2 separate regions of the Homo sapiens genome follow, and region 2 is linked to region 1. The links are chromatin loops, found by intact Hi-C in ENCODE. Cell type or tissue: PC-9. All regions are shown on one strand. Links, peaks and the distances in the headings refer to the core of each region. The heading gives the core; the rest is flanking DNA.

Evidence for each region. Peaks named below come from ENCODE experiments on the same cell type or tissue, not always from the same donor. Only the 100,000 strongest peaks of a DNase experiment are listed, where the experiment ranks them.
Region 2: a loop joins it to region 1, with 2.6 times the contacts of the local background. A loop is called at or near these places in 3 of 110 quality-filtered maps.

Annotation. Positions count from the first base shown.
Region 1 is chr15:57,498,242-57,514,471 of GRCh38, reverse strand. The region is part of intron 8 of CGNL1 (cingulin like 1); the gene reads right to left. Among named protein-coding and RNA genes, the nearest start is that of GCOM1, 86 kb to the left of the region's middle. In PC-9, for the core only: a CTCF peak has its summit at 7,881; a DNase peak (open chromatin) is centred at 8,341; H3K4me3 peaks cover 647 bases; H3K27ac peaks cover 1,923 bases.
Region 2 is chr15:57,350,499-57,366,728 of GRCh38, reverse strand. No RefSeq gene overlaps it. Among named protein-coding and RNA genes, the nearest start is that of CGNL1, 18 kb to the left of the region's middle. RefSeq lists an enhancer at 10,517-11,238. In PC-9, for the core only: no CTCF peak of the experiment used is centred there; no DNase peak of the experiment used is centred there.

The DNA.
Region 1 (16,230 bases), core at 6,679-9,178:
AACAAAAAGACTTAAAAATGGGGCCAGGTGCGGTGGGTTACGTCATAGTCTCTGCACTTTAAGAGGCCCAGGCAGGCGGATCACTTGTGGTCAGAAGTTCAAGACCAGCCTGGCCAACATGATAAAACCCCATCTCTACTAAAAATACAAAAATCAGCCAGGTGTGGTGGTGCACACCTGTAATCCCAGCTAATTGGGATGCTGAGGCGAGAGAATTGTTTGAACTCGGGAGGCAGAGATTGCAGTGAGCCGAGATGGGACCACTGCACTCCAACTTGGGTGACAGAGCAAGACTCCATCTCAAAAAATAAATAAATAAACAATGGGGAAAGGATCCGAACAGTATATAAAATCCAACATGCATATGAAAACATATTCAACATCATTAGTCATTAGGGAAATGCAAATTAAAACCATAATGAGATACCACTCCACATCCACTAGGATAGCTATAATAAAAAAGAAAGATAATAACAAGTATTGGGGAGAGTTTAGAGGAATTAGACCACTTATACATTGCTGGTAGGAATGTAAAATGGTGCAGCTACTTTGGAAAACAGTTTGCCAGTTCCTCAAAATGTTACACAGAGTTACGGTAGGACCTAGCAATTTCACTCCTTGCTATATAGCTAAGAGAAATAAAAACAAGGGACCGGGCACAGTGACTCAAGCCTGTAATCCCAGCACTTTGGGAGGCCGAGGCGGGCAGATCACCTGAGGTCAGGAGTTTGAGACCAGCCTGGCCAACATGGTGAAACCGCATCTTTACTAAAAATACAAAAAATTAGCCAGGCATGGTAGCAGGTGCCTGTAATCCCAGCTACTCAGGAGGCTGAGGCAGGAGAATCGCTTGAACCCAGGAGGCAGAGGTTGCAGTGAGCCAAGATCACACCATTGCACTCCAGGCTGGGCGACAAGAGTGAGACTCCATCTCAAAAAAAAGAAAAAACATATATTCACAGAAAAACTTGTACATGAATGTTTATAGCAGCATTATTCACAGTATCCAATAAGTGCAAGCAATCTACATGTCCATCAAACAGTGAATGGGTAAACAAAATGTGGCATATCCATAGAATGGAATATTATTTGGCCATTCAAAGGAATGAAATACTGACACACACCACAACATGGATGAACTTTGAACATATTATCCTAAAGAAGCCAATCACACAAACACACACACACACACACACACACACACACACACACACACACCCATATTGACATTTATATGAAAGTCTGGAATAGCAAATCTACGGAGACAGAAAATAGATTAGTGATTGCCCTGGGCTGCTACAGGGAGGTACAGGGAGGGATATGGGGAAGGGGCCAGGAGTGACTGCTAATGGCGATGGAATTTCTTTTTAGGGGTTAGGAAAATGTTCTAACATTGACTGTGGTGATGGTTGTACAACTGTGTGAATACTAAAACCACTGAACTGTACAATTTCAATAGTTGAATTATATGAATTATATGCTATATGAATTATATCTTAATACAGCTGTTTAAAAAAAAAAAGGGTAAACAAAAGTTACAGGAAACCTGGGGCTGGAGTAGGGATGGTGGAGAGAGATGATGCATTTACCCCCGTGGTCTGGAGGTTTGCTGAGGTGTTAGAGAGGGGAAGAAGAGGCTCAAGACCATCTGCCCAAAGCTTTCAGTAAAGCAAAGAACACTTAGATGTGTGGTCAGCACCCTTTCATTCACCCGGAAATCTCAGGAAGAATGAGGATACTGAAAACCAGACCTGATTTAACCTGGATTGGGGCCTAACTAGCACCCTAGCGTGTTAGATAAGGGAACCTGGACTGAATTGTGATGTTTAGAACTTGGCATGCAAGTTCTTCACTCAGCTTATGGCTGGCAGGGATTTATTCCAATCTTAACTTTCAGTGGCATGGGCTGAGTATGACTCTAGGAGACCTTGTGTGTATTGAGACACTTAGTCCTTTTTTGATTATTTGTAAAGCGATACTATGTTTTTCTCTATGTCTTCACATTATGCTTACAAATAATTTAACATGAGCCTATGTTAGCAAATCTTCCCAAAAGTCCTCTCCCATTTTCATGCCCCCACACCCCCACATGGCCAGCTCACCTTTTATATAAAGCCCATAGAACAAACTTTCCTTTCCTGAAACCATACCTAATTCACTTGCAGTAGTAATGGAATCAAAAATAAAAATAAAAATCCTAACCTTTTGTTCAAGGCAAGTACTACATGTAAGTTCTTCTCCATGACCTCCCAGTGAAGAAAAGAAACATGGCAGAGAGGACCTTCAAAGTTCTCCCAACTCTGAAGTGATCTGATGCTTGGATCTATGTATCATCTTTCCAGATGAGACTTTGTGTCTCATGGATGTGGCAAAGGCAGCAGAACTGCACCAAGACAGAGCTGGTAAAGAGCAACTCAAGTGGAAGTTCCCTGGGGACAAGTACTGCTAAAGTCATTGAAGTTGCTGGCATTATGTTTCTACGATTCTCTGATCCCAAGTCCTATATGTTATAACAATATTAGAGAGGAAGCACCATCATAAATAAAACCAAAAAGCACACAGTTTTTAATAATTCATTTGTCCGTATCTTACCACCTACGTGATGTCTTGTTTTAAAAGAATTACATGGATTTGCATTTCAATATTTTAGCTATTACTCACTTGTACAGGTAGTCGATTCCTCTGCCACTCCAAAAAGTTGAAAACACCGCACCAGATTCATCACCACAAAGGCAAAAGTAACAACTGTGCCATTTTCTATCATTTTTCAAGATTGGATCATCACTAAAAATTACACCAAGGTTATTTTTTCAGCTATGAGGCAGCCACATCAAAAGGTTTGATAACACAGTATGTGTAATGTGAGGAAACGTATTCTCATCGATTGCTGGTGGGGCTAGAAACTGGTACGAGGCTCCTGGATGGCAATTTGGTAGTATCCATCAAAATTACAATGTACATTTCTTTTGACCCAGAAACTTATCGTCTATCATTTTATCCCATATGTGTGCAAAATGACATATAAATGAGATTATTCACTGCAGTACCTTAATAGCAAAAGATTGCACACTACTAAAGGCCAATTAGGTACTAGTTAAATAAATTACATCAGGTCAATAGTATCTTGTGCATCTGGGAGAAAAAAAGAACAAGAAAGTGAGGAAGAAGCATGGGACAGATTAGTAGATATAGCATGCTTCTGTGTGTATAAAAAGAAGGTAAGAGGGATAAAGATGTTTTTAGTTGGCTACATGAGAAACTGGTAACAATGACTGACTATGAGGCAGGAAACTGGGGCTATGTGGAAAACAGCAGAAGGAAGTTTTCAATTGCAAACCCTCTGGCAATTTTTAAATTTTGAACCATGGAAATTCAACATGTATTACCATTTTTAAAAATAAATATACATTTTCTTTTAAAAGACTGACCATCAATGGTCACAGGAACTCAGAAAACAACCCACGTCCTCGGCCAAGTTCTCACCTCCTCCAGCCTCTGGAAACCCTTCCTTTGTCTTTTCATGGGTACCTCTGGGCCGTGAAAGATAGCGGAGCCGGAGCCCCAGGAGCAGCTGTACAAACAGAGCATAGCGCCAACTCTCCCACGCCAGTTTACATAGTTAAGCAATTCCTTTTCACCACATATAGCTGGGAGAGTGGAAAAGGCCCAGATGGCCCAGGACTTGCAACTACACGAGTGCTTCCCCAACTTTTCCACTCCAGAAACCCTAAGGCAGAGAAGTCCAGTGTGGGGTGATGAGAGACATCCAAGGGACTGCGAAGAACTGCTTTCAAGGCTTGGGTTTTTCCATTATAAATGAATGTAAATTTTTCATTCAACACCATAGCATGTTTCATTCTACTATGTCTCTTTTTATATTAAGGATACTGTGTTCTTGGTATTCCAGGAAGTGGTGTCACTTTTCCCCTGTGACTTTGCCAAGCACTCTCCTCCTTGCCCACCCGGCACACAGACACATGTCCCATCCTAACACAGACATAAATCACCTCCAGAATGGAATTCTCATTTATACTTCTAAAAATGCTTCTCTGTCTGTTTAGAGGAAACAGCAAAGGCTCTGAAGTCAGCCAGATCAGATCCAAACCCAGGCTGTGCCTCTTGCTGGGCCTTCCACTGGACCTGGCCTCACAGAGCCTTAGTTTCCTATCTGAAGAAGGGGGATGAAGTTGCCCACCTAGTACATTATTGTAAATATCTAGTTAAATGGGATTACAGCTCTCGTCATAGCCCTTGTTATTACTGTTAGGTCCACTAAACTCACATCTGCTTCCCAAAAGGGAAGGACTTCACACAGCTTACCGGCTGTGGTTCCAAATCGTCACACTTGGCTTCAGGCCACTACCTGCACATTTTTTACCAGCTAAAAAAATCAAGCCTAGACTTCTCAAAACAGAGAATTGAGATCTTCTAATAGTCCTTCCAGGGCGACTACACTGCACAAAGAAGATGACACCCATCTTATTTCAAGGGTAAGTCAGGTTTCTTGGTTGGCTAATTTATTAAAATCTTAGCCCCATTTCCCAGTCAAGGGTGGTGTGGTAAACCGATGGCATCTAAGAAAAACATTCTTCTAAAACAGCCAAACAGCATGCTTCAACATGCTGAACTGCAAAATTTCCATTACTTTAAAAATAGTTGACTTTTAGCCATATGCTCCAATTACCAATTTTAAAAGAAGGAAAAAAGAAATATAACAATTGTATCACACATATGCAAGAAAGTGAAATCCCACTCTTTGCCATCAAGCCATTCATTGCAAATAATCACCTGCCTGCAGGCTGGCACATTTTCCACATGTTCATGGGTTAACACCCACATTTAGAAGTGTTCACACTGGCCCCTGGAGAAACAAGAGATGAGTACCAAACCCCCCATGGCACCATAAATGGCCCCATTTGCATGTTCTGCCTGACTCAGGAAGCTGAGGAGCGCTCCTTGTAGGAACACGGACCCGACACCTTGGACAGGCTCGCTCCTGATGGACAACAAGTAACCACATAGGCCAAGAGCCTCCTGCTTGTCCTAGTGCCGACCCAGTACACAGACATATCAGGTTTTACTAATTAACACGGCCTCTGCCACAGCCGGCTTTTGTTTCCTTTCTGTCTCTCTTTTTTGCTGAATGAGTGAAAACAGCTGAGGCGTGGAGGCCGGGACATCCAGAGAATGGAATGTTGGTGTCAGTTCCATCTCGCTGGCCACCCCCACGCTCCAGTGTGTTGGGGCTGCAGGATCCCAGCTGAGAGGTACTAGAAGCATCCCCTAGGTCAGCTCATCTGCTGGGAAATTACTGTCTTCTCACCATCATGTCTGTGGACGTCTGCTTTCACTTGCACAATAGGGCCCGGGTCACAATAATGCGTCCCTTCCTCACTCTGAAGTGTTAGGAAAGCAAGTCCCCCATATTGTGTCTTCAGCTTCCCCCTCACCTGAGCAAAGGTCAACTATTCAGGTACAGAAACAGCATATATTTTAGTCTTAACTAGCACACTTCATCCCTTCTCCCAATCATTTGTTAATTTCCCTGGCATAAGGTCTCTAATCTTGGGCTTCTCAAATTTTAATGAATTACCTAGAGATCTCATTAAAACGCTCATTCTGACTCAGGAAGTCTGGAGTGGGACCCAGGACTCTGCATTTCTAACAAGCTCCCAGGTGATGCCAATGATGCAGGTCTGTGGATACCCCTTCGAGTAGTGAGGTCTAGGCTGATTGGACCCTTCTCAGCTCTCAGGGCCTTTCTGCAGAGATTTGAGCTGAGCTCCTAACTGGTCAAATCCTTTATGCTTCTTGGTAGGATTCTCAGTGCCTGGGATTTGGCGTTAGGCCGCTTGTGCGCTACTGCAGGCTTTGCAGCCAGCTCACATTGCAACCTTCCTTCTGCAAGCTCTTGCCCCCTCTGAGTTCAATTCACATCCTTAAAGAAGGTATAATCAGTAATACCTAAACAGATCAGAAAATCAAAAAAGAGATACAAATCTTTAAAAAGTTGAAATTATTTTAGTAATGTAAAGTGATGGGTTCCTTCCTTCCTCCTTTTTGATTTGCCTACTTACCATTTCTTGGGCAAGATGGGGTTGAGCCATTGCAAAATATTTTTAAATCCCATGCTCCAAGAAGAACATCAGAATTTCCAAATTTTCTCTCACTGTATTTACCAAAATTGCCAACACCAATCTCTCCCAACACATCTACAGTTCAGAACTCAGTTGGTTATACAGTGATAAGCTCTTTTTGTTTGTGTGTGTGTGGGGCGGGGGGAGGGTGGAGGGGCACAAATAAATAGTGCATGGGAGAGATGGAAATAAATGTGGCAAAGGAAGTGGCAAAGAAGTAGAGGGTATTCATCACCCAGGTACCAAATATTTCCAAGGAAGAGTTGATTCCAATGCCAAAAATCATACAGATCAATATTCAATTTCTTTTTGTTAAAAGATGTGAATTCTAGACCAGATCCCGCTAACAATTCATGTATGATGACGACAGACAAATCATTTAACTTCTATCTGCCTTCACTTTCTCCCCTCTGCAACACAAAAGGGTCAGTCTATCTTGTTTCAATGTCCTGGCCAGCTCTAACAGTCTGGGATTCTAGAATGAACTTGAAGAAGTCAGGCAGCATTAGGTAGTCCTGGAATTCAGTGAGCTAAGATGACTAGAGGTTCTACTCCTACTGCCTCATGTTTACATTTTATTTTCAAATGCTGCCATTTAAACCAGATCATCTGTAACAATGTCCCTGCCACAGCATCCAGAGGTGAGGGCCATTCTCTCCTTATGGTCATTAACCTGCCGTACTTGTAGAGTTTACATATACCTTGCTTAATGAAGATTTTATTTACATCCTGTATTTCTGTTGCCCTGGTGGCAATTTTCTTGCTTATAGAACCACCTAAAAGATACTCCCTTTTAATCATATTCAATTACCCAGTTTTTCCTATGGCAACTCAGTGATTACATAGGTTAAAAATGTCTCTGGTTTTCTTCATAATGTCCTTAGGAAATAAGTCAACATGCTTCCCTTTAAAAAAACTAGTTAAGATTCACTCTCAGAGTGGCCTGTAATTAAAATATAGGTCCAAGACAAAAGTTACGACAATAAAATCCTCATATTTGCTCACAGAATGCATTTGACACACAATAAACCTACAGAGATACTCAACAAGGAAATAAAAATCCTTCTGACCACAACACACTGCAACTAAATAGATGTAGAGCAGTTAAGTGATTTGATTTTTCCGAAACACAACATGCTCCATAGTTCAGGTCTTGACATATGGTATGATTCTGTTTATACAAAATGTCCAGAATAGGCAAATCCATACAGACAGAAAGTAGACTAGTGGTTGACAAAGGATGAGGGAAAGGGGGAATTCAGATGAAAGGGGCTTCATTTAGGGTGATGAAAATGTTCTAGAATTAGATAGCGATGGTGGCTACCCAAATTGTGAATATATAAAAAACCACTGAACTGCACACTGTAAAATGCTTAAAATGAATTTTGTGTTATATGAATGTTATCTTAATAAAAACAAAAGAAAACAAAAAGAGTGCAGGCCTTGGAGTCAGCAGACCTGAATTGGTCCTGCTTGTTCTTCTCGAAACTTCAGTTTTCTCATTATTCTAAAAATGAATTGAGACATTATGCAAAGCACCTAGCAATGTTTCAGACACATAGTAAGACCTCAGTCAATGACCACAATACATTAAGGTTGGGTAGACAACAGTCACACACCCAGGACTTGAACCCGGTTCTCTGACTCCTTGCTTGTGACCTCTGCTAGTTGCTACCAGTTTCTTCCAAGTGGGGGCAGCAGCTTGAGGGAAAATTCCCCAGAGCCAGCCAGGGAAGGGAAAAGGAGGCCCCGAACCTGCCAGCTGGGGGCTTCAGCTACATCCACACACTCACCAAGACTGCATTTCAGGGGCTTCTATGAAACACAGCCTTAGGCCTTCCATTGTGCCTTTGCTTTGTTTTTTTAACACCATTCCTTAGAAAAATTCTTACAAAATGTTCCCCAGTTTCCAGGAGATAAAAGGAGCCTCACATCATATTTATAAGACACCACTTCCCTCACCATGAGAGCCACAGTCTAAGCTAACCTTGTGACCAGCATGTAAAAGTTCTGTTTATAGAACCCAACATGCCCCTGCAGTGCCGTTCGCCTTCAAGGAGCTGCTGGCTGGCGGAAGGGACTCCACCCAGACAATGCCCTGCTTCCAGCGCTCTGCGTCACTAGGAAAATATTGGGGGGTGGGAACCGGGTAAATGCAAGCGTTAGACTCCCAGTTAGAGTCGCTGTCACAGACAGACCACATGGCTTTACAAATGATTACAAATCAGCTTGCTGTCAGCACACACATGTCCAACAGGTTCAACAGGATTTTTGAAGAAAGAAGATAAACAAGCAGCCAAAGGCTCAATCTGGAAGCTCACAGGCCTACTCCAGTCCACAGTTCTGCCCTGCACCCCTGCCCGGAAGTCTTGTTATTTGTGAAAACGGATCCTTCAACTTTCCCATTTTGCTACCATATATCCATAAATGCTGAAAGGGTCTCTCCTGAATTATAAAAATCATGCCATTTTCAGAACTTAAATACAAATGCTGAGGCCAAGAACTTTCAATCCAATGGATGCTTCTCATTAGTGCTTCCTTGCAGCCCCAAACAAGACCAAATTTCCGTATAGAAAGCTGTCAACTTTTCCGTTTGCCCCACACTTCCATGGCCACAGGAGCGATGCTAAGCAGGGACTGGAGAAAGAAAAGGACATGGTCTCGGTAGGCAAGAGCCTGGGCCAAGACTGCTACAAGCGTTTAGGCTGACTCTGGTACCCACAGGGTTAAGACACCTGACAAGAGTGACCTTTATTATTTCCTCCTTTAAAGTAGTAGGCTGTTCCCTGAGACAGAGCTGAGCAGACCAGGCTCCTACAAAGCCCAGAGTGCCCTGGTTCCTCCTTGCAAGGCCAGGCTACCTGGGTCAATAGCCAGCTCTAACTGACTGGCAAGGGGAATGGGGCCAGAATAGAAACGTCCTGATCCTGGTATAGTCACCTGACCACTGTGAGGTTTTGTGCAAGTAACAACTTCTCTAAATCACAGCTCAGCTTTCTTAAAAACAGGGTGGCGTTACGGATCCATTCACTGCACGGATCAAGAAAAATGAAAGATAATGGTGTGAAATGTCAAAGGATGAGTCGCTATATACACAGCAAACAGTGTCCAGGAAGGAATTACTGTGTACCACCCAGAAGTTACAGAGCATAAATCACAGATTTCCTTCTATACAGAGGCCTTGAAGGAGGTGTGGTGACTTTTTGGCCCCCGTCCTCTTAGAGCAATTGTTTCCCAGCCATGCTGTTGGCAAGACTCTCACTCGGTCCCTCCTTTTCTGATGGAGAATAAAATGCCACCCCCTCCCTCAAAAGAGCTGGGACAGACAGAGTGGGAGGGATGGAGTAACCAAGTCTAATCCAAGACCTTCCCCAGGACTGCTCTAGGGCCAGCCCTCATCTGTTTTAAAAAGGAACCATCTTGGGGTGCTGACCAAACAGGCCCCATGAATCACTGTGAGGGTCATTAGTGCTGTTCACCTAATATTTCCAGTTCTTCTCTCCTCCAGGCACATGCAATGTGCTTCCCTGCCCCCTTGAAGTCAGGAGTGGCCATGTGATTAGCTTTGGCCAAGGAAATGCAAGAAGTGGCAGGTGACATGTCCAGGTACAAGCTCCAAGAGCCCATTAATGATCTACCATATCCTCCTCCTACCCCACTGCAGAGATCACCAACACCTGGGTCCCCCGGGGACTCAGGAACAAAGCAACCAACTCCAACCCTGCCATGACTGGATGTGAAGCATGAGCAAGAAATAAGCTTTTCTTCGTTAAGCTACAGAGCTTTGGAGGCTGTTTATTACTGCAACATCATCTAGCCTATCACATCACGTAAAGACCTACTATTATACTTGCAGATCCAGCCCACCTGGCTCACATCCATTAAAAACAAAATCTGGAGTTCATCACAAGCTTCATTCCCAAGGACAAGTGGGGCTGTAACAAGGAAAGAGCCTGGGCTCCCAGAGTCAGATAGACTTGAGTTTAAATCCTGGCTCAGCCGCCCATCAACCATGCAACTCTGAGCCCGTCAACTACCTTTTACTGAGCTGTAATCTCCTCCACTTTGAAAGGGCAATGATAGTACCTGACATACAGGGTGGTGGTGAGGATGAAATGTAATGTGTGTAAAGTACATAGCATGTGGCCAGGCGTGCACTGTGCACTGAGTAGACAGGAGTGATTCTGCTAACCCTCATCATCATTATCATCATCATCACCCTGCTTTCATCAATGATCAGCAGTGAACCCGGAGGCTCTGTTTCCTGCTCTGTAAACTGGAAGAGCAATGCCATGCCACTCCCAGCGTACTCAGCACAATGCCACGCAGGGCACAGGGGGCAGCTGCTCAATAACCGTGAATACCCATACCACCCTGATATGATTTGGCTGTGTCCCCACCAAATCTCAATTTGAATTGTATCTCCCAGAATCCCCACGTGTTGTGGGAGGGACCCAGGGGAAGGTAATTGAATCATGGGGGCCAGTCTTTCCCATCCTAGTCTCATGATAGTGAACAAGTCTCACGAGATCTGATGGGTTTATTAGAGGTTTCCGCTTCTGTATCTTCCTCATTTTCTCTTGCTGCCGCCCCATGTAAAATGTGCCTTTTGCCTCCTGCCATAATTCTGAGGCCTCCCCAGCCATGTGGAACTCTAAGTCCAACTAAACCTCTTTTTCTTCCCAGCTTCAGGTATGTCTTAATCAGCAGCATGAAAATGGATTAATAACACACCCCTTCCACTCCAAGCCTTTAGCCAGCCTGCCCTGAGCGAGCCCTGGAACACCGCAGGCTGATGAAGCTGCAACACCTGCCCCACACACAAGGGGGCCCAGTCCTCAACTGGTCCACTCTGAGCTTCAGGTTGCCCTCCAGGACCTATCTGATGAGAGTCCCACTCCCTCCACCCCTAGCCAGGTCACCTGCTGTCATTTACTGGACCACAAGCACTGCATCTGGCAGGGTACTCTGACCTTGGGGACCCCAGCCTGACCCCTAAGATACCCACATCAACCCAGGTGACTCGTGATTTTGAGAAGCCCTCTTGGGTATGAGTCACAGAGACTTGGCCCATCCCTGGGGCCACCTCATCAGGAGTAGGAGGAAGGCCCCTGCCAAGGCTCCTACTGACCTAACTATTGAGGATCTGGAGAGCCTGGCAGCCCCCGCCTGGCCCTGGCTTTGACAATTAATGGTGTTACAGCGAGGCTCTGCAGAGTAATAGACTTCACATCTAGGAAAATCTGCCATGTGCCACAAAATCCCTAGTCACACGCTAAAAGCATCCCACATGGTGCGTCCTTAGGCGGTAGCTTAATGAAATGCTATGCCTGGTACTGACATATTCCAACTGCACTGGGACCTCTGAAAGTGGACTAAATAGAAGGAACACTGGAGGCTGAGCAGGAGTGGGTGTCTTGGTCCCAGGGCAGCCCCTGGGTCGGTCTGTGACCTGAGGCAGTCACAACTTCTCCGAGCCTCATTTCCATGACTATAAAATGTCAGAGAAGAGAATCCAATTAAGGATTGAAGTATCCACCATTGATTATCTACAGTCACTGAATATACAACTTGAACAAGGTACAGTGCCATTTTTAAAGAGTTTAAAGTCCCAGAGAAAGTTCAACATGTTCATAAGTGAAATCTAAATAATCACTGCCTGAAGACAGGCTCATGAGCACACTGGTCTGAGGTCTCTAAGGTCATAGCCATCTCTGCAATTATCTGCATGGCAGATAAAGGTTATTTCCTCTCTCTGACCTACCAAAGTTTCCATTTCTCCAGATAAATTAAAACAGGCCTGTATTTCATTCATCTTACCCATTCATAAAGTCACAGAACATCAGCATTATTTAAGACACCAACTTTCTCAGGTTGAAACCCTAATTTGAATTTCTAACACTTCCTTCCACCTTCCCCCATATCTGTGGAAGATAAGCAGCCATTCAGCCTCTGCCCCGGGAGCTGGAAACACACTGCCTCTCAAAACAAGCCTTTCCATTTTCCCACAGCTCTCAGGCATGGAAACTCCTCCTTCACACTGAGCTGATGTCTGCATTCCTACAATATCACTGAGACCAACTGAGGATGGTTTAGTGTGTCCTTCCTCCAAACGAGAGCCTTCCAAAAACTTAAAACCCACCCTCATACCATCCTGTCTTTCTTTTCCTCTTAGGCTAAACTGTCCAAGGTCCTTCCTCACTCACTGGCAGGTTGTACTAAGTCTTCTCTCAAAGCATGGGGGCCAAAATCAAAACAACGCTCCCTGCAAGTTGGGCCTATCAGCATCCTGATTACCAACTGCTCTAGGCTCCTGAACATTCTCCCAGAGAACAGAATAGTCAGACCCCACACAGAGGCTAGAGATAAAACCTGGGGCTTGAACTAAAGACTACCAACCAAAGGAAGTCCCCACCACCTCTAGACACACAGACACCCATGGGACCCTTCCCAGAACTTCCCCCCTGTGAGTGCCGCTGCAGGATCCACGGTGGCAGTCAGGGCACTGCTGCTGGGGTCCCACTGCTGCTTCCATCTCTTCCTTAGCTGCCAGTCCCTTTCCTCTTTCCTCCCCATCTAGGGGCCTCCAATAACCCTCTGGCTCCTGTGCAGCTCTCGGATGGCTCCTAGAGGTCACCTCTTGCCCCAACCCCATCCCTTTTGCTGGCAAATTGTACCTTGACTTCTGGGGGAAAATCAGACAACACCCTTTTCCCTTACCCTCCTCCTGCTCCCCACTTCTTCTCTCCCTCTATGGCCAACACCCCGTCTCCACCTCTCAGCCCATCCCATGCCAGGCTATGCCTGGGGAACTGGACAATAAGCCTAACTCCCCACATTGCCGCAGGTAAGTTGCTGGTTGCACCCCCTGAGGACAGGGCTCTCTGCCTAGGCAGGCATCACTAGATTTTCTGAGTGCTCAGTCTATGCCAGACACCAGCTATGTGCTTTCCATGAGTCATCTCACTGAATTCTCTTCGGCTTCCCGCTGAGGGAGGCACTGCTATTAACTGTTATAATCCTTTGCTTCTAAGTGAGGAAACTGAGGTACTGAGAGGTAAGTCACTTGCTTAGGGGCTCATAGGTATAAGCAGCAGAGCCAGGAGCCAACCCAGGCAGCCAGAGTTGAGAGCCCACAGGCTGAAAACCACACCAGGAGCCCTTCTGGGCAGGGCCTCCATCCCACTCTGTGCCCAGCCCAGCACCTGGTACATAGCACAATCACGATCCAAGGTTACTGAATTAATCAGCTTGATAGAGGTTTTTATGTGTCTAGGTATTTAATACCCTGTGATACTCCCCAAGCATACACACGCATTCTCCCACCACACATGTATTCTATACTTTATAGTTAATACACACTATTTTAGCAGTGTCATGGGCTAAATCAACTATTGTTAGCTGGCCTGAGAACCTAGCCTCAATTCATAACAATGTCTCTGTGAGAAAATTCCTTCAACTTCCAAACACCTCACATAAAAATAAAATGTTAGCGCCCTCTGTTCCTAAAATAAGCATTCAGTTAGCCGATTCATTCATTCATAGGATGCTGTCTACCTTTGCATTGCTAAAAAGTCTGTCCTGGCTAAAGTCGGCCTCACTTTGTTACATCTTTGCCTCAGAAAAGATGCCTGAATTTCAGAGGAATGGGTGAACTGAACGCTCCACGCTTTTTTTTCCCAAAGTCTTCATTCTCAATCCACATTTTTCACAAAACTGATAGTTCTCTGGGAGCACAGGCTCTTGCTGACCCTGATAAATGATTGCCCTAATTAACAATGTTCAGTTCCCCGAGATGGCTGGAATTCCAGCTCAGGAGGGGCCTGACGTTCGTTCTAGCCTCTCATTTTCCAGATGAGCAAACTGGGGCCTGGAGAGGTTAAGTGGCCTGTTCAAAGTCACACAGGGACATCTCAGCCGTGGCGGGAAGTTGATGGCCTTGATGCCAACTTAACCTCCTCCTCGGGCTTCATCTATTAACGTAAGTAATTCCTCTCCCACTCCCTGACAATGGCAGCACCATTCCCAACACACGGCCTCTCTGCCAGTGCTGCACAGGAACCCACGGGCCGCAAGGGTCTCCTTATGCTTATCTGGCCTCAGAAAAACACAGAAGAGCCTCTCTTGTTTTCAGCTGTTGACAGTGGCCACCCACCAAAGGAAAAGGGTATGAAGGAAAACATCTCACACTTCCTTCTCAACCCCAAAGATTCACTCCCCATTCCCACTCCCCACACCCAGGTTCTCATCCAGTCACTGCTAGAAAGCAAGGCTGCCCAACTCCAATACACACCTCACCACCCAACCCATTTACCAGGTATCTTCCAGAATGACCTAGCCAAGATGGTACTTCCACCATGACACAGCTCAGAGCCCAGAACGACTCCCAACACACAACAAAATGCATCCAAACTCCCCTCAGCCTGGCCTCCAAAACCTTCCTAAATTGAATTCAGTCTACCTATTCCATCTGATCTGCCCAAGGCTTCAATTCAAACCCTGTGTCAAACACATTCCTCTTTGTACTGGGTCAGGCCCATTCCCAATTACAGACCTTGGTATAATATCTACAACTATCTGTGGAAAGTACCCAAAAAAGAATCAATTATGTAATGCAGTATTTCCCCAGAAGTATGCTATGGAATGAAATATTGTGGAAGATTCTTTGAAAAAAGATTTGCGGCCCGGTCACACTGTGGAAAATTCTTGTGGTCGAGTCCTTTCTCAGAGAATCACAATTTACATTAACCCACATATTAAAGACTCTGAGAAGTTACATAATAAGAAAAGCCATGTAGGCCAGGTACGGTGGCTCACGCCTGTAATCCCAGCACTTTGGGAGGCCAAGACAGGCAGATCACTTGAGGTCAGGAGTTTCAGACCAGCTTGGCCAATATGGTGAAACCCCGCCTCTACTAAAAATACAAAAATTAGCCAGGTGTGGTGGCACAAGCATGTAATCCCAGCTACTCAAGGCAGGAGAATCACTTGAACCTGGAAGCCAGAGGTTGCAGTGAGCCAAGATCACACCACTGCATTACAGCCTGGGTGACACAGTGAGACTCCGTCTCCAAAAAAAAAAAAAAAAAAAAAAAAGCCATTAACTTTATTTCATGAGTTCCCAAGTTTATCTCAGTTCTTTCTTCCTTTCTCCACCTCTACCACTGCCATGCGACTCCAAGCTGCCAACGTTTCCTTCCTGGGCAACAGCAAGACCCTCCAAGCTGGTCTACCCACATCCCCTCTTCTGCCCTTTCCAATCCATCCCCACACACTGGGGCAGGAGAAATTATTTTGAATCCCAAATCAGATCATGTCACCCTCCACCAAATGCTTCAGTGGCCTTCTTGCGCTCTTAAGGATAAACGCAAAAATAAAAAACAAATCTCCTTAATTCAGTCCCCAATGTCTGTATCATCTACGTACCCTTCCAGCCCCATCTCACACCACACTCCTCCTCCTCACCCACCCCATCCTTCTACTGGCTTTTAAAAAAAAGTTCCTCCTGGACCATACTTCCTCCCACCCCAGGGCCTCTGCGTGTCTGCCTGAAGACTCTGCCTCCTCTCTACCAATCCTCACCTCCTCAAGGAAATGGTCCCTGACCACACAAATGAGGTCAAATCCTAGCCCCTCTCCTCCATAAGCCTTGTCATGGGTGCGATTTTTATTTACTTGTATGATTTTTTTCTTATGTTTTCTGTAAACGTTTTAGGATAGACAGCATGCATCCATTTTTGCTCATAGGCTTAATACAGTGTCTGGCCACAAGTAAATACTCAAAAAAAGAAAAAACAAACAAACAAAAAACAAATAAACAAACAAAAACAGGTTGGGCACAGGGGCTCATACCTGTAATCCCAGCACTTTGGGAGGCCAAGGTGGATGGATCACTTAAGCCCAGGGGTTTGAGACCAGCCTGGGCAACATGGCAAAACCTTGTCATTACAAAAGCTCCTTGAGAGGCTGAGGTGGGAGAATCGCTTGAGCCCGGGAGATTGAGGCTGCAGTGAGCCATGATCAAGCTACTGCACTCCAGCCTGGGCAACAGGGTGAGACCCTGGTCTCCAAAAAAAAAAAAAAAAAAAACTGT
Region 2 (16,230 bases), core at 8,026-10,525, 150 kb after region 1:
GTGTACACATCATTGGTGTATTTCAATGCTGTGTTAATGTGAACTGAATAATTATTTTTAGTAATATTCAAAGATGTACCCTTACATGTGTTTTTTGTTTTTGTTTTTTTCTTTTGAGACCGAGTCTCGCTCTGTTGCCCAGGCTGGAGTGCAATGGCACGATCCCAGGCTCACTGCAACCTCCACCTCCCGGGTTCGAGCAATTCTCCTGCCTCAGCCTCCCAAGTAGCTGGGACTACAGGCGCCTGCCACCGTGCCCAGCTAATTTTTGTATTTTAGTAGAAACGGGGTTTCACCATATTGGTCAGGCGGGTCTTGAACTCCTGACCTCAGGTGATCCGCCCACCTCAGCCTCCCAAAGTGCTGGGATTACAGGCATGAGCCACCGCGACCGGGCTTTTTTCTTTCTTTCTTTATTTTTTTTTTTGAGATGGAGTCTCACTCTATTGCCCAAGCTGGAGTGCAGTGACACTATCTCGGCTCACTACAAACTCTGCCTTCTGGGTTCAAGCAATTCTCCTGCCTTAGCCTCCCACATAGCTAGGATTAAAGGCACACGCCACCATGCCCGACTAATTTTTGTATTTTTAGTAGAGACAGGGTTTCACCATGTTGGCCAGGCTGGTCTCCAACTCCTGACCTCAAGTGTCTGCTCACCTTGGCTTCCCAAAGTGCTGGGATTACAGGCATGAGCCACATGCACCTGGCCTCCACGTGTCTCTTTTATATAGGGCTGCATTATGGCTTTTGTAGGCCGTATGCACTTCTGACTTGTGGATCTCTTTCCCCATTTAAAAAAAATTGTAATTTTATTTTATTTTTAAATTTATTTTTTAGAGACGGGGTGTCGCTATGTTACCCAGGTGGGTCTCAAACTTCTGGCCTCAAGCAATCCTCCTTCCTTGGCCTCCTAAAATCCTGGGATTACAGGGATGAGCCACCAAACCTAGCCCCCAAAATTGTATTTTATGAATTCATTGATATAAAGAAATACATGTTAATATTATATATGAAGTCATTTTCTTCCACCTAAAAGTTTATTCTTTTTCTTCTGATTCTAAAAGAAATTGAACTTTTCTGTGGGTCCTGGAAGTATGGTGGGCCCAAGTGCTGTGCCTGCTATGCCTATAGGATGAGTGGGCCCTGCTAACATAACGTGGGTTTCTGCCCTACACTCAGTACCTGGGGAACGTTTAAAAATAGCTTTGCTGGGCTGGGCGCGGTGGCTTACGCCTGTAATCCCAGCACTTTTGGAGGCCGAGGCGGGCGGATCACAAGGTCAGGAGATCAGACCATCCTGGCTAACACAGTGAAACCCCGTCTCTACTAAAAATACAAAAAATTAGCCGGGCGTGGTGGTGGGAGCCTGTAGTCCCAGCTACTCGGGAGGCTGAGGCAGGAGAATGGCGTGAACCCGGAAGGCGGAGCTTGCAGTGAGCCGAGATCGCGCCAACGCACTCCAGCCTGGGCGACAGAGTGAGACTCCGTCTCAAAAAAAAAAAAAAAAAAAAAGCTTTGCTTGGGGGCCCACTCAAGACCAATTAAATCAAAGTCTCCAGGGGCGAGGCCCAGGCATTCTATTTTTGGCATTTTTTTAAAGTTCTCCCAGGTGACTCTAATTGCAGCCAGAATTGTGCTCCTGGCTCTAATAGTATTTTCCTCATAGGACCTTAAGCTTCGCAGCAGCAAACTCTCCTATTGCTTTTTTTTTCTCCTTTTTCTTTTAAGACTAGCCTTTGAGGCTGGAGATGGGCCACTGTTCTACAGATCAATATTCCAAGCATAGGACTTGACTGTGTTTTCTTTCTATCAGAGAAAATCCACTTCTTTATATCAGAGAAGGGCAATGTTTTTGAAATGCTAACCGCAGAATCCTGCACTTTCTGCGCTTCCTGCCCCACTTCTCCTTTCCAAGCCTCTGCTCTTTGCAAGCTGCCTGCAGGGGGACACAGGGTGGAAAGCAGAGAGAAAGCAGTTGAAGATTGTTTCCAAAGCCTCTGGGCTTGGAGGTCTGCAGTCCTAGGTAAAAGTTGGGGAAATGTGAGGCTTACATGTGGGATTTGATTTGAGGGACTAGAACATCTTATTCCAGACTAGGGGGAGAGAAGACTGTGGAGGTGGTGGGGCAAAGCTGTGCTGAAGAAGCCCTTAAAACATGAAGAAGGAAAAAAATCCGGTTTCCCAGCACGAAGGCGCAAGTAGGAGCCCGTGGCCTCTACTAGACTGCCGCAGGCTGCACCAGCTGTCCCTTCCTGGACGAGGCCTTCCCTTCCCTGCAGTCAGCCCATCACCTGGTTACCAGCTGGGAGGGGAACACCCACTTGTGCCCAGAGATTTTGCACATTCCCTCTCTCCTGCTCCTGAGTACTCCATTCCCCCCTTACAATATTCTAGAACATTCTTAAGCTCAGAAGAGAGTGGAGCTCTGGATACCTCGCACTGATAAGGTGGCCTGGCCTATTTTCAGAGGATTAAAAAATTTGCAGAAAACAAAGAAAAAGTGAAAGATAACTCCCACAAACATAGTACAATTTATGTTTCAGCACCTTAATGAATTCACACCAGAAAAAGATTTAACCATTCAGCAATAAAATTCAGATATCTCAGAATTATAACGCCCTCAGTAGATATAAAAATGGTAGAAAACATTTTAGGAAGGAAAGTGACCTATATTGGATATGATGTGGACAGCTAAGAAGTATAATACTAAGGGACATATAAAGGAACAGTATAATGTAACACACTGAATTTGGCCAGAACATGCTCCGGTAAGGGAGTTCTTAGGATCACACACCATCTATCTTAATTACATACCTGCCCAAAAGATAGAACACAACAGGAAGAATGTACTTTTATTGAGCTTGGAGGGCTATAAAATAGTTACCTTGTTACAAACTTTGGTTTTTATATAGCAGCAGGGGACAAACTATTTGTTCTCTGTTTTACATTTTGTTTGCATAAAACAACATTGCTATGGAGTTGTAAAGAAAGATAAAATGGGAAGAGATTTTCAAAAGGGGGTTCTTTGTTACTTCTGAGTGTGGCAGCTGAGAAGTCAGATGTTGCATGGTACCTGCATTTTTTTCTTCAGCTGTTACTATTTGAATGAGAGGCACTTTATAAAATCGAGAAGTTTGAAACATGGTGTGTTGATGAAATCTTTCTGGAGATGGATGGTGATGGTGGTTACACAACGCTGTAAATGTACTCAATGCACTGAACTGTATGCTTAATAATAGATTAGCTGGTACATTTTATGTTATGCAGATTTTACCACAATTAAAAAAAAAAAAAAAGATGAAGGAGCTCCTGGGCCCAGGTTGTAGAGAAAAACAAAAAATGAAAAGAAAAACATTGTGGTTATGATTTTGATTTTATGTGTGTACACATACATATGACAAAAGGAAGAAAGGAGATTATTTATTTTTATTAAAAAAAGTTTTCTAGGCCGGGCGCAGTAGCTCACGCCTGTAATCCCAACACTTTGGGAGGCCGAGGCAGGCAGATCACGAGGTCAGGAGTTCAAGTCCAGCCTGGCCAAGATGGTGAAATCTCGTCTCTACTAAAAATACAAAAATTAGCCAGGCGTGGTGGCACGTGCCTATAATTCCAGCTACTTGGGAGGCTGAGGCAGAAGAATCGCTTGAACCCAGGAGGTGGAGGTTGCAGTAAGCTGAGATCACGCCACTATACTCCAGCCTGGGCCACAGAGCAAGACTCTGTCCAAAAATAAAAAAATAAAAAACAGGTTTCTGGCTGATGGAAATGTAAAATCTGAGCATTAGTGCACGTTTGAGACCTTATGAGCATCTAATAAAACCATCTAGTTATAAAATATTACAAATTAGCTTATTTTAAAAAAAGAAATTCAGAAAATCACTTATAACATGTAGTATCTTGTTCAAGCCCCACCTCACCACACTTCCCTTCCCTTCAGTCTTCTACCATTCAAAGCATCCACAGCCAGAAAAAAAAAAAAAAAATCCACACAAACTAATGACAAACTCCCCTTATGAAATCTATAAAAATTACCAAAATATTTTGACATTTTTCTCTTATTCAAATGAACTAATGGAGAGGCACCAACAAAGAAGTATTAAGATACATGTAGGTTAAAAAAAACTTCTTATGCAGACCTGGATATTATAACACAATTTGTTGAAAATGCTTTTATGTTGACGCAGGCATCATTTTTTTTGAAATATTCCTATTGTTCTCCAATAACTCCACCAATAATAAAATTGCCAGTTTCATTTCCATCTGCTTGACTTTGATACCTGCTTTCATCAGTGAAGACCTGGGAGGGAGGGGGAGTGACAGGCATCTTGCTGACTCCACATGCATCATCTCATCCAATCCGCACAGTAGCCCAGGCAATGTGGTTAAACCCATGGTGCAAGGAGGAGAGTGGCACATCGAGATTATAGAATTTGCCCACGGCTAATAAGTGACAGGGCTACTATTCAAATCTAGGTTTGTCCAATTCCAGAGCCTGTATGCTTATGCATTGCGATATATCACACATGCCTATAGGGCTAACTCTCTTTTTCATAGTTGGTTTTCTGTTTGTTTGTTTTTGTTTTTGAGACAGAGTCTTGGTCTGTCACACACGCTGGAGTGCAGTGGCGTGATCTCAGCTCACTGCAACCTCTGCCTCCCAGGTTCAAGCACGATTCTTGTGCATATAATGCATTTATTTTTTTATTATAAAAGTAATCTAAGGCCGGGTGCAGTGGCTCATGCCTGTAATCCCAACACTTTGGGAGGCCAAGGCAGGTGGATTACTTGAGGCCAGGAGTTCAAGACCAGCCTGGGCAACATGGCAAAACCCCATCTCTATTAAAAATATAAAAATTAGCCGGGCATGGTGGCATGCTCCTGTAATCCCAGCTACTTGGGGAATTGAGACAGGAGAATCACTTGAACCCAGGAGGCAGAGGTTGCAGTGAGTCGAGATCGTGCCCTCTGTCTCAAAAAAAAAAAAGATCGCGCCACTGCACTCCAGCCTGGGTGACAGAGTGAGCCTCTGTCTCAAAAAATATATATATATAAATAAAATAAAACACAAATGAACTATGGTATGGCATGTCCATACAATGTAATATTATTCAGCATTAAAAATAAATGAGCCATCAAACTATGGAAAAGACATAAAGGAACCTTAGATGCATGTCGCTAAGTGAAAGAAGCCAGCCTGAAAAGACTACAAATCGTATGGCTTCAATAATGTGTCATTCTAGAAAAGACAAAACTATAGAGAAAGATAAAAGATTCATGGTTTGGCCTGGCATGAGGGATCACACCTGTAATCCCAGCACTTTGGGAGGCCGAGGCGGGCCAATCACCTGAGGTCAGGAATTTGAGACCAGCCTGACCAACATGGCGAAACCCTGTCTCTACTAAAAATACAAAAAATTAGCCAGGCATGGTGGTGCGTGCCTGTAGTCCCAGCTACTCAGGAGGCTGAGGTGGGAAAATTGCTTGAACCTAGGAGGCAGAGGTTGCAGTGAGGTGAGATAGTGCCACTGCCTTCAGCCTGGATAACAGAAATGAAACAAAAACAAAAAACCCATAGCACTTTACAGCACAAAGTACATACTTAACACAGATTTTTAAAAGTTTGTGTGTTGGGGGGTGGGAAGTGTTATGGACTGAATGTGTCCTCCAAAAATTCATCTGTTGAAGGCCTAACCTTCAATGAGATAGGATTAAGAGGCAGGGCCTTTGGGAGGTCCTTAGGTTTCGATGAGGTCATGAGGGTAGGGCCCTCATGATGGGATTAGTGTCCTTATAAGAAGAGGAAACCAGTGTCTGAGTCACATGAGGATACAGCAAGAACGCAGCTGACTAAAAGCCAAAAAGTGGGACCTTATCAAGGATTGAGTCTTCCAGCACCCTGGTCTTGGACTTCCCAGGTTCCAGAAGCATGAGAAATAAATGTCTGTTGTTTAAGCCACAAAGTCTTAAGCTGACTAAGACAGTGGGAAGTTTTCTTTCTTCTGGAACTCCCTTTCAAGTCTCTGGCCATAGGACCATGCCTTTCTTTTCCATACCATTTTCTGAATTTTTTTTTTTTTTTTTTTTTTTTTTGGAGACAGAGTCTCGCTCTGCCTCCCAGGCTGGAGTGCAATGATGCAATCTTGGCTCACTGCAACCTCCACCTCCCAAGTTCAAGCAATTATCCTGCTTCAGCTTCCCGAGTAGCTGGGATTGCATGCCAGTGCCACCACACCCGGCTAATTTTTGTATTTTAGTAGAGATGGGGTTTCACCATGTTGCCCAGGCTGGTCTCTAACTCCTGACCTCAAGTGATCTGCCCACTTTGGCCTCCCAAAAGTTCTGTCACCCAGGCTAGAGTGCAGTGGCGCCATCTCAGCCCACTGCAACCTCTGCCTCCCAGGTTCAAGCGATGCTCCTGCCTCAGCCTCCCAAGTAGCTGGGACTACAGGCACACACACCACCACACCCAGCTAATTTTTGTATTTTTAGTAGAGATGAGGTTTCACCATGTTGGCCAGGCTGCATTTTCTGAAATCTGCTTTCCCTGTTGGTAATCTCCCTGTGCAGGTTCTGGGGTCTCATTAGCTAATGACTGTTTTTTTGTTTTTGTTTTCTGAGAGGAAGTTTTGCTCTGCTGCCCAGGTTAGAGTGCAATGCACAATCTCGGCTCAGTGCAACCTCCATCTTCCATCTCCCAGGTTCAAGCGATTCTCCTGCCTCAGCCTTCCAAGTAGCTGGGATTACAGGCACCTGCCATCATGCCCAGCTAATTTTGTATTTTTAGTAGAGACTAGGTTTCATCATATTGCCCAGGCTGGTCTCAAACTTCTGTCCTCAAGTGATCTGCCCACCTCGGCCTCCCAAAGTGCTAGGATTACAGGCCTGAGCCACTGTGCCCGGCCTCATTAGCTAATGACTTTGAATAAGTTATTTATACATATATGCCCTCATTTACTCATGTCTAAAATGGTAATGATATAATAATAGTAACTACCTCATAGGATAATTACTATTTATTTCATTGTGAGAAACTATGAAATAAAATATCTTTGCCTTTATGAACTATAAGGTGATTTAGTTTTTTGGGGTTTTGGTTTTTGAGACAGAGGATAGATAGTACATTTACATAATTTAAAAAGGTGTACACAGAGAAGCCTCACTCTCACTCTGCCCCATCCACCCATTCCTCATCTGGTCGCCCATAAGTAACAGTTTTTATTAATTTCTCATTTATCTTTCCAGTGCTTTTGTAAGCAAATACAAGCAAATTAAAATAAAATATAAATACTTATTTCTCTAATATTCTTATGGAAAAGAAGCATACTATGTACTTTCTGACCCTCGATTTTTTTCAACTTTTCATCTTGAAATGATTTCAGACTTGAAAAAAATTTGGAAAAGTAGTATAAAGAATTCCCATAATCCTTCACCCAAATCTCCCAAGTGTTGACATCTTACATCACCCAAAGTACAAAGATCAAAATCAGGAAACTGGTCGGGCGCAGTGGCTCACGCCTGTAATCCCAGCACTTTGGGAGGCCAAGACAGCCAGATCACTTGAGATCAGGAGTTTGAGACCAGCCTGGCCAACAGGGTGAAACCCCATCTCTACTAAAAATACAGAAATTAGCTGGGCATGGTGGCACGCACCTGTAATCCCAGCTACTCGGGAGGCTGAGGCAGGAGAATCGCTTGAATTCAGGAGGTGGAGGTTGCAGTAAGCCAAGATGGTGCCACCACATCCAGCTTGGGTAACAGCCAGACTCCGTCTCAAAAAAAAAAAAAAATCAGGAAATTAACATAAAGGCAATACTACTATATAACTGACAGAGCTTATTAAATTGTCACTAATTGTCTATCTAGTTATCTAACTTCTGCTTTCTTCTTCAGGAGCCACTCAGGATCCCACACTGCACTTAGTGGTCAGGTCTGTGGTCTTCTCCCATCTGTGATAGTTCCTCTATCTTTCCTTGTCTTTCATGATCTTGACATTTTTGAGGAGTACTGGTCAGTTACTTTGTAGAATCTCCCTCATTTGGAGTTTATCTGATGTTTTCTCAAGATTAAATGTAGGTTATCCATCCTTCGAAGAATATCACCAAGGTAATAAACCCTCAATGCATATTGTTAGTGGGATAGGATGCTGCTATGTCCTGCCACTGGTGATGTTAACCTTGGTCGCCTGGTTAAAGTTGTGTCTGCTGGGTTTCTTCACTGTAAAGTTACTATTTTTACCTTTGTAATTAATAAATATCTTGGGAGAGATAGTTTAAGGCTATGCAAATATCCTGATTCACCTCAAATTTTTGCCCAGTCATCTTAACATCTATTAGTAGATTGTGCCTGTAATAATTATTACTGTAGTGTTTGCCTAATGGTGATTTTTTATTTCCCTCATTAATTATCATGATTTCCTCATTTATTATTATAAGTAATTGAAATTCTATCTGGAGAATTACTGTCCTTTCTCATCTATTTGTTTGCTTGTTTATATGAGTATGGACTCATGGATATTTATTTTATGGATTATAATACCATCATTATTTTATTGCTCAAATTGTCCCAGCTTGGCCACGGGGAGCTCTTTCAGGTTGGCTCCTGCACACTTGTGACCTGCCCCATCCTTTCATGAGCACTTCCTTACTTTCTTGCATTTCAAGATGTTCCAGGCTCTTCTTGTGTTTTCCCTGCCTAGGAGCCTGGAATCAATCACTGCTCCAGGGAGGCCTGGTTCCTTTTATTTAGAAACAAAAATCTGGGCACTGAGTGTGTTTATTGTCACTGGATGTCATTGCTTCTAGGGCCTCATAGAGAACAGAGCTTGAAATAATACATATGTATACTAAGCCATGCACATCTATATTTCTGTAACTGTATATACATAAAATGTTAAAAAACAAATTCATACTGTGATAGCTCAGATTCCAATCCAACATGACAGGGTTCATTGTAGCCCCCCTTCCTCTTATTTGTAACTTCTTTGGCGGTGAGAAACCTGGCTCTCAACATCTTTAATGCATTTACAGATGACCCTTGAATAATGTGAGGGTTGGGATGCCACTCCTATGTGGAATCAAAAAACCACAGATAATTTAAAAAAAAATTTTTAATAGAGTCTTGCACTGTTGTCCAGGCTGGAGTGCAGTGGCACAATCATAGCTCATGGCAGCCTCAAACTCCTCAGCTTAAGCAATCCTCCTGCTTCAGCCTCCCAGTAGATAGGACTATAGGCACGCACCACCACACCTGGCTAAAAATCTACATATAACTTTTGACTCCCCATAAACTTAACTATTAATACTAATAGCATACTGTTGACTAGAAGCCTTACTGATAAGTTGATTTGCATGTATTTATTACATATTCTTAAAATACAGTTAGAGAAAATGAAATGTTCTTAAGAAAATCATAAAAAAGAGAAAATATATTTACTGTTCATTAAGTAGAAGGTGGTCATCCTAAAGGTCTTCATCCTCATCGTCTTTACACTGAGTAGGCTGAGGAGGAGAAAGAAGAGGGGTTGGTCTTGCTACCTCGAGGGTGGCAGAAGTGAAAGACAATCCTTGGATAAGTGCACCCTTGAAGTTTAAGCTTGTGTTGTTGAAGGGTCAGCTGTACCTATTTTTTCAGCTTTAGTATACACAGAAAGTAGTTGCAGAATTCCTAACCTCCACCCCCCGCCCATGAGAAGTGTATTAACCATACAGTATTTGTGTATCAAGTCAAAACCCTATTTTCCCTGGGTACTCAGGTTGGTTCTTTTCTTCCCTACCCCCTTCAGTGTGGTTATGTTATTCATCTGTATTATGGTTGGGTTCTTTTGTTTTTTTTTATTTCTAAGAGACAGGGACTCACTCTGTCATTGAGGCTGGAATGTATGGAATGTAGTGGCATGATCTCAGCTCATTGCAGCCTCAATCTCCTAGGCTTAAGTGATCCTCTCGCCTCAGTCCCTGAGTAGCTAGGACTGCAGGCATGCGCCACCATGCCTGGCTAATTTTGTATTTTTTGTAGAGACGGGATTTTGCTATGTTCCCCAGGCTGGTCTCAAACTCCTGGGCTCAGGCAATCTGCCCACCTCGGCCTCCCAAAGTGCTAGGATTACCTGTGTGAGCCACCATGCCCAGCCTGGTTGGGTTTATTTGTAATTGGGTTCCATTTGGGGCTCCCAAACATCTTAATTTTTTAAAATTTACATTCAGTAAAATTCACTCTCTGTAGTTTGCAGTTCTATGAGTTTTGACAATGTAGAGTCATGTATCTACACCACAGTCATGCAACAGAACAGCTGCATCAGCCCCCAAAATCCCTCATACAGCTTAATCAACCCCCCCACACCTCCTATTTTTGGCAACCACTGATCTGGTTTTTGTCCTTATAGTTTTGCCTTTTCCAGAATGTCATATAAGTGGATTTGAGTATGTAGACTTTGGGGTCTGGCTTCTCTCACTTAGCAGAATACATCCATTGTACTCTACAGGTCACAATCCACTGTTATTATTTCTCTTATTGCTCAGATTCCCTAGGTTTGGCTGTTTTGAGCCCTTTCAAGCTGGCTCCTGTGATCTTCTGACATGTTCTCACCATTTTTCTAGCATTTCCTTACTTCCAGGCACCATAAGCTGGTTCAGGATCATCTTACACTTTCCCTTTCCCAGCCCTGGAGTCCTCACCCCATTTTTCCAAGGAGTGGTGGAGACCTTGAGAATCCCCCTCCAGTGGGCGAAACAGCCCACTCCAGAGAAGGCATGGAGAGAAACTCACTTATCCACTGGAGAGTACAAGAGAGGAGAGAGAGGAAATAGCTCGTCTCATCAGAAGATGGCCAGGTATAGGGATTAAATGCAGATGGGTGGTTAATATGTAATTCAAGCTGATGGTGGCGCATATCAGTGCTGACACCATTAAGCATCTATAGCTTCTGTGATTCCCAGCAAGATTTCCAAACAGCATTGGGCATAAAAGGCTAGTCAAGGTTTCCAAATACCATGCCAAGCCTAGGATGCCCCCTTCCATCTTGATATGTAGTCTCATTGCCTTTATACCAACTGTCCCCCCACCTCCCTGCCATTAATAGCCACAAGAGTGAAGCTACATTCATGGACTGAACCCCCACCAAGTCGGTCAATTACCTCAGTTGAGAACCCTCTTGATTTCTCCCTAAAAATTGTGTTTAAAACTTGTTTTTAAAATATTTTTTGACACCCCTTTGCTAAAGCAGTTTGTGTCAGGGGCAGCTGTGACAGTCACCTGGGGTTGCTACGGGAACGGTGTCCATGGATTGCAAGCGACACCTGGCTAGCGGTGGGCAGCTGGCGAGCTACATGGAAGGAGGGCTGTTTTTCCTTTGAAAGTAGAACATTTCTTCCTTCAGGTTGTGAACAGTTAGCCACGGGGCGTGGGATTTTACTTAGGAAAGAGAGGCTGCTGTGGGACTGGGCACCCACTTGCCATGGCAGCTGGGAAGGGAGAGGAGTCAGCAAAAACTGGCTGGGACTAACGCTCCGAGGACGCACTGGCTCAAGCTGCCCTTTACCAGCTGAGGCCAATGACTGTGGGTGAGGCAGGGAAACCAAGGGGAGCCCGGGGGTGAAGGATTGCAGTGGGGGTCAGGGAAACTGCAGGTACCACACTGGGTGCCTCGGTTCCTGTTAGAGCTCCCTCCCTGCCCAGGGCCAACACCAGAGACCAGATCCCTGACCTGAACTACAGTCCCACTGCTGTACCCAGATGCCCTTGCAGTCATTCATAGTCACTTTGGGTGAGTTGCATTTGTCAGTCGGACTGATCCCCATGTATTCCTGCATTCCAGGCATAATGCAGAAGCCACTGCTCCCAAGAGCCTGCCCCACTGGTTTGCATGAGACTCACGTGCCTGGGTCATTATAATAAGCCCCACTAAGATGGGACTCAGGTCAATGAGGACAGAGCATCTTCTAGTATAACAAGTAAGGGTTTATTGATGTTGGCCTTTAGATACTAAAAAATAATTGTTTTTGTAAATAGCAAAGGCAAAGGCAAGAGTAGCCAGTGTTAGCTAAGGCAGTGGAGTGGTTCTCAACCCGCGCTGCACATCAGCGTCACCTGGGGAACTGTTTCAGCCCAGTGATTCTGTGGCTCTAGAGTGCAGCCTGGCTTGGATTTTTAAATACTCCCCTCGAGTGATTCTTAGTGGGTGGCCAAAATAGAGAACTCCTGCTCTAAAGTAGAATAACCTCTAAGCTAAAGAAAATTTGGACCCCATGAGTATAACAGATACTATCATACCTTGGAGATAGCATGCCATAATGTGGTTCAGTTCATTATTAGACGAAAGTTTCCTCGAAGCTGAATCTGCATTTACACACATTATATCACCCTCTGGAAACAGAAGTAAGAGTCAGGAAAGCAGATTTCCCCATAAGTACTTCTTATACTTCCAGTGTAGCTCACCCGTTAGATAGAAACACAAGGCTTCATTTTCTCTTTGCATTGATTTGATGATTGTCCCTGGTCATTGAATAGGGGACCTTAGGGGCCACACACTGCTATGAGGAAAAGCAGCATTCACAGTCAAAGCTCTGGTGAGACCAGCATTACAGGCCCTGGGGATGTCCCAGCGTCTGACCCTGAGCAAAACTGTGTAGCAGTTTTGCTCCCACACTTCATGGCTGAGAATAAGGAGGAGAGGTTTCCTACGGTTGGAGGTTCTGGGCAGCAACGTCTACCATGACCTCCGCAGTGAACCTGTAGGCAGGGAGCCCCAGAGACAGGGTGAGAGCAGAGTCAGTGAGGGCCTGGGGTGCTAATTAATGACCTTAGCATTGGAGAATGATGGTATTAGACTAAGAATGAGACCAGTCAGAGAGAGGAGAGTCAGGAGATCTGGCGGTGGCTCCAGTGGTAACACATCTGAGAGTCACTTCAAAAGTCACCCACCCTTGAGGTCATCAACTGCCTTAAGAGACATGGGAACATAGTCACTGAAAGTGAAGGGACCCACCTATGGTCACACAGCCAGATAGGGGCCTGGAGAGAGCAGATGTCTGCGGCTTCATCTCAGTCAGTCCTGTTCATTCTGAAAATGCTTCCGAGCACCGGGCATAGAGCCAGCTTGTGCTCCACACTGGGGACGTAGTGGAGAACCCCGTCTTCAAGGGTTCAGCTCACACACCCTGCACTGCTTTCCCATGCCTGCTGTAACCAATTACCACAAAGCTACTGGCTTAAAACAGCACACATTTATTATCTTACAGCTCCGTAGTCCAGGAGTCCAACACGAGGCTCACTGGGGCCAAAATCAAAGTGTCAGCAGGGGTGCATTCCTTTCTGGAAGCTCCTGGGAGAGCCAATTTCCTTCCCTCCTGAGGCCCCCACACTCCTACCACACGGCCCCCTTCCTCCATCTTAAAGGCCAGCAACGCTGGGCGGGTCCTTCTCACAAAGCAACACTCTGCGCTCCTCTGCTGCCTCCTCTTCCACTATTAAGGACCTTGATGATGATATTGGCCCCACCTGGATAATCCAGGCTCATTTCCCTGTATTAAAGTCAGCTGATTAGCAACCTTCATTCCATCTGTTAATTCAATCCCCTTGGCCGTGTAACAACACACTTACAGGTTGCAGGGATGGGGGCCTAGACATCCTTGGGGACCATTATTGTGCCTACCACACTTCCTGTGAGACTTCATGACCACCGGGTTGTGGTGGGAGAAAGGCTGGGAATCCAAAAGCTCAGCAGAGCTGAACTAGGTGTCGCAAGAAGAAAACTCCCCCCAGGCGATCATCCCAGGATGGAACCTTTCTGCAGTAAACACAGCAGCTGGAGAAAGGCGGTCTAGACATCAAGGATTTGTGTGCGCCAGCCTCACCTGATCACGCACAGACTGTGTTTGCCGGAAAGTGGAAATGTTATGCGCGGTCTGGGAGACCAAGTTCTCTCCCAGGGCCAGAGGCATAGTGTCTGGAATGAGCCAGAAGTTTAAAAGCTAACCTGTTATGAAATCAGCCAAGAGCAGAAAGCGCAAAGCTTCCTGGTCCTGCCCCGACCCCACGCCCGCTTGCATAACTCTAGGCAAGCAACTGAGAGCGTTTAGAGACCCCAGAGGACCTCCCAGTTCCAGCCAGCAGGAGGACGGTCACAGAAACTCAAACCCAAGAGGATGTATTTGGACTGGAAATAGTCTCCCAACTGGTCACCCTATCTTTAGCTTCCTCTTCACCTCCCTGCTGCCCCAGCAATCTTTCCAACAGGCCAAGCAGAGCACACTCATCCAGCTGAAGCCCTGCGGTGACTTCGTGGACCCTTCACAATAAAATCCTCTCTCCACAGAGAGTCGGGCAAGGCCCCTTGCAACCTTGGCCTTGCCCTTTGTGTCCACAGCTCGGTTTCATGAAAACACAACCATCTTTACATCCTCCAGGCCTCTAGAATGAACTCCCCTTCCTTCTCTTTCTGGAAAACTCTAAGTCACTATTCAAGACCACATACCACTTCCCCAGGATTCCCACTAGAGCTATGTGGTCGCTTTGCTCTCTGTTCCCAGCCGGGATTCTCCTGCTGTGCTGAGCACCTGGAGGGCAGGAGAACTGTTGTTTCATATATGTCCCAGGGACCTACTGAGCCTGGCTCAGTGGACGCTGTAGAAACATTTGTCACATTAAGAAGGATTATAAGAGGTTGGCACGCTCTGCTTTTCCAGTTCTCTTGGAATTAGGAATTTGGAAATGGAATCCGAATCAGTTTTACTAATGTCTGAAATCGGACTAAGTCCGCCCCTAAAAGAAAAACTACGTTGGCAGGTCTGATAGATGGATGGCATTCATGGCCACAACTAGTGACCTTCTGTATCCACACCCTTGGCAATGTGAGTTTGCAATGCCTCATTAAAAGGTAGAGCATATTTTCTCCCCCCGCTTGTATCTTGGCTGGCCTGCTTTGGCCAACAGAATATAGCGGAACTGGCAATGTGTCCTTTAAGTCCAGGCCTCATGAGGCCTTTACTGCTTCTGCTCTTCTCGTAGGACCCCTGTCTCCACTGAGAGAACAAGCCTGGACTAACCTGCCAGAGGAAGAGAACAGGCACGGGTCAGTCTGTGGAGCAGAGCCAACTCTTCCTACCTGAGGCCATGCTAGACAGGCCAGCCCCCAACCCAACTGCCAGGGACCACTGAACAAGCCCACCTGGATTCAGCCAGCCTGGGCCCAAATCACCAAAACCACCCAGCCACCATGTAGACATGTGCCATAATAAATGGTTGTTGCTTTCAGCTACTAGATTGGGACGAGTTTCGTTACACAGCGTAATAGATAACAGATTAGGACAGCTGATGGCTGAGAAGCAAATGAGAAATGAGTGCTTGACTATTCTACGAGTGGAAAGGAGGGAGTTTATTGTTTTCGTTATTAAAGTTTTATTCTAAGGAAAATGTCCCTTCCTCCTTTGATCTATATACACTATCGATGCTTTTATTTTCTTTCTTTTCTTTCTTTTTTTTTTATTGAGACAGAGTTTCACTCTTGTCTCCCAGGCTGGAGTGCAGTGGCACGATCTCAGCTCACTATAACATCCGCCTCCCGGGTTCAAGTGATTCTCTCGCCTCAGTCTCCCAAGTAGCTGGAATTACAGGCACTTGCCACCATACCCGGCTAATTTTTGTATTTTTAGTAGAGATGGGATTTCTCCATGTTGGCCAGGCTGGTCTTGAACTCCTGACATCAGGTGATCCATCTGCCTTGGCCTCCCAAAGTGCTGTGATTACAGGTACGAGCCACCGCACCCGGCCTATGATTGCTTTTCATTTGCTTCTTCCTGGAGTTCACTTGGGATCGAGAAGCAGCAATGGACTCCAACATAGTCTTTTCCTGAGTGGAAATAATTAATTCAGTGCTTCCTGAAATAAGGAAGCCATTGGAGACCTGTTTTTTGAACCTACCTAATGAGTCTTGTATCTGTGTTCTGGATGCTGGCTTAGAAAGAGGCTGGGCACGGTGGCTCACGCCTGTAATCCCAGCACTTTGGGAGGCCAAGGTGGGTGGATCATGAGGTCAAGATATTGAGACCATCCTGGCCAACATGGTGAAACCCTGTATCTACTAAAATACAAAAAATTGGCTGGGTGTGGTGGCTGGTTCCTGTAGTCCCAGCTACTCAGGAGGCTGAGGCAGGAGAATTGCTTGAACCCGGAAGGTGGAGGTTGCAGTGAGCCAAGATCGTGCCACTGCACTCCATCCTGGTGATAGAGCGAGAC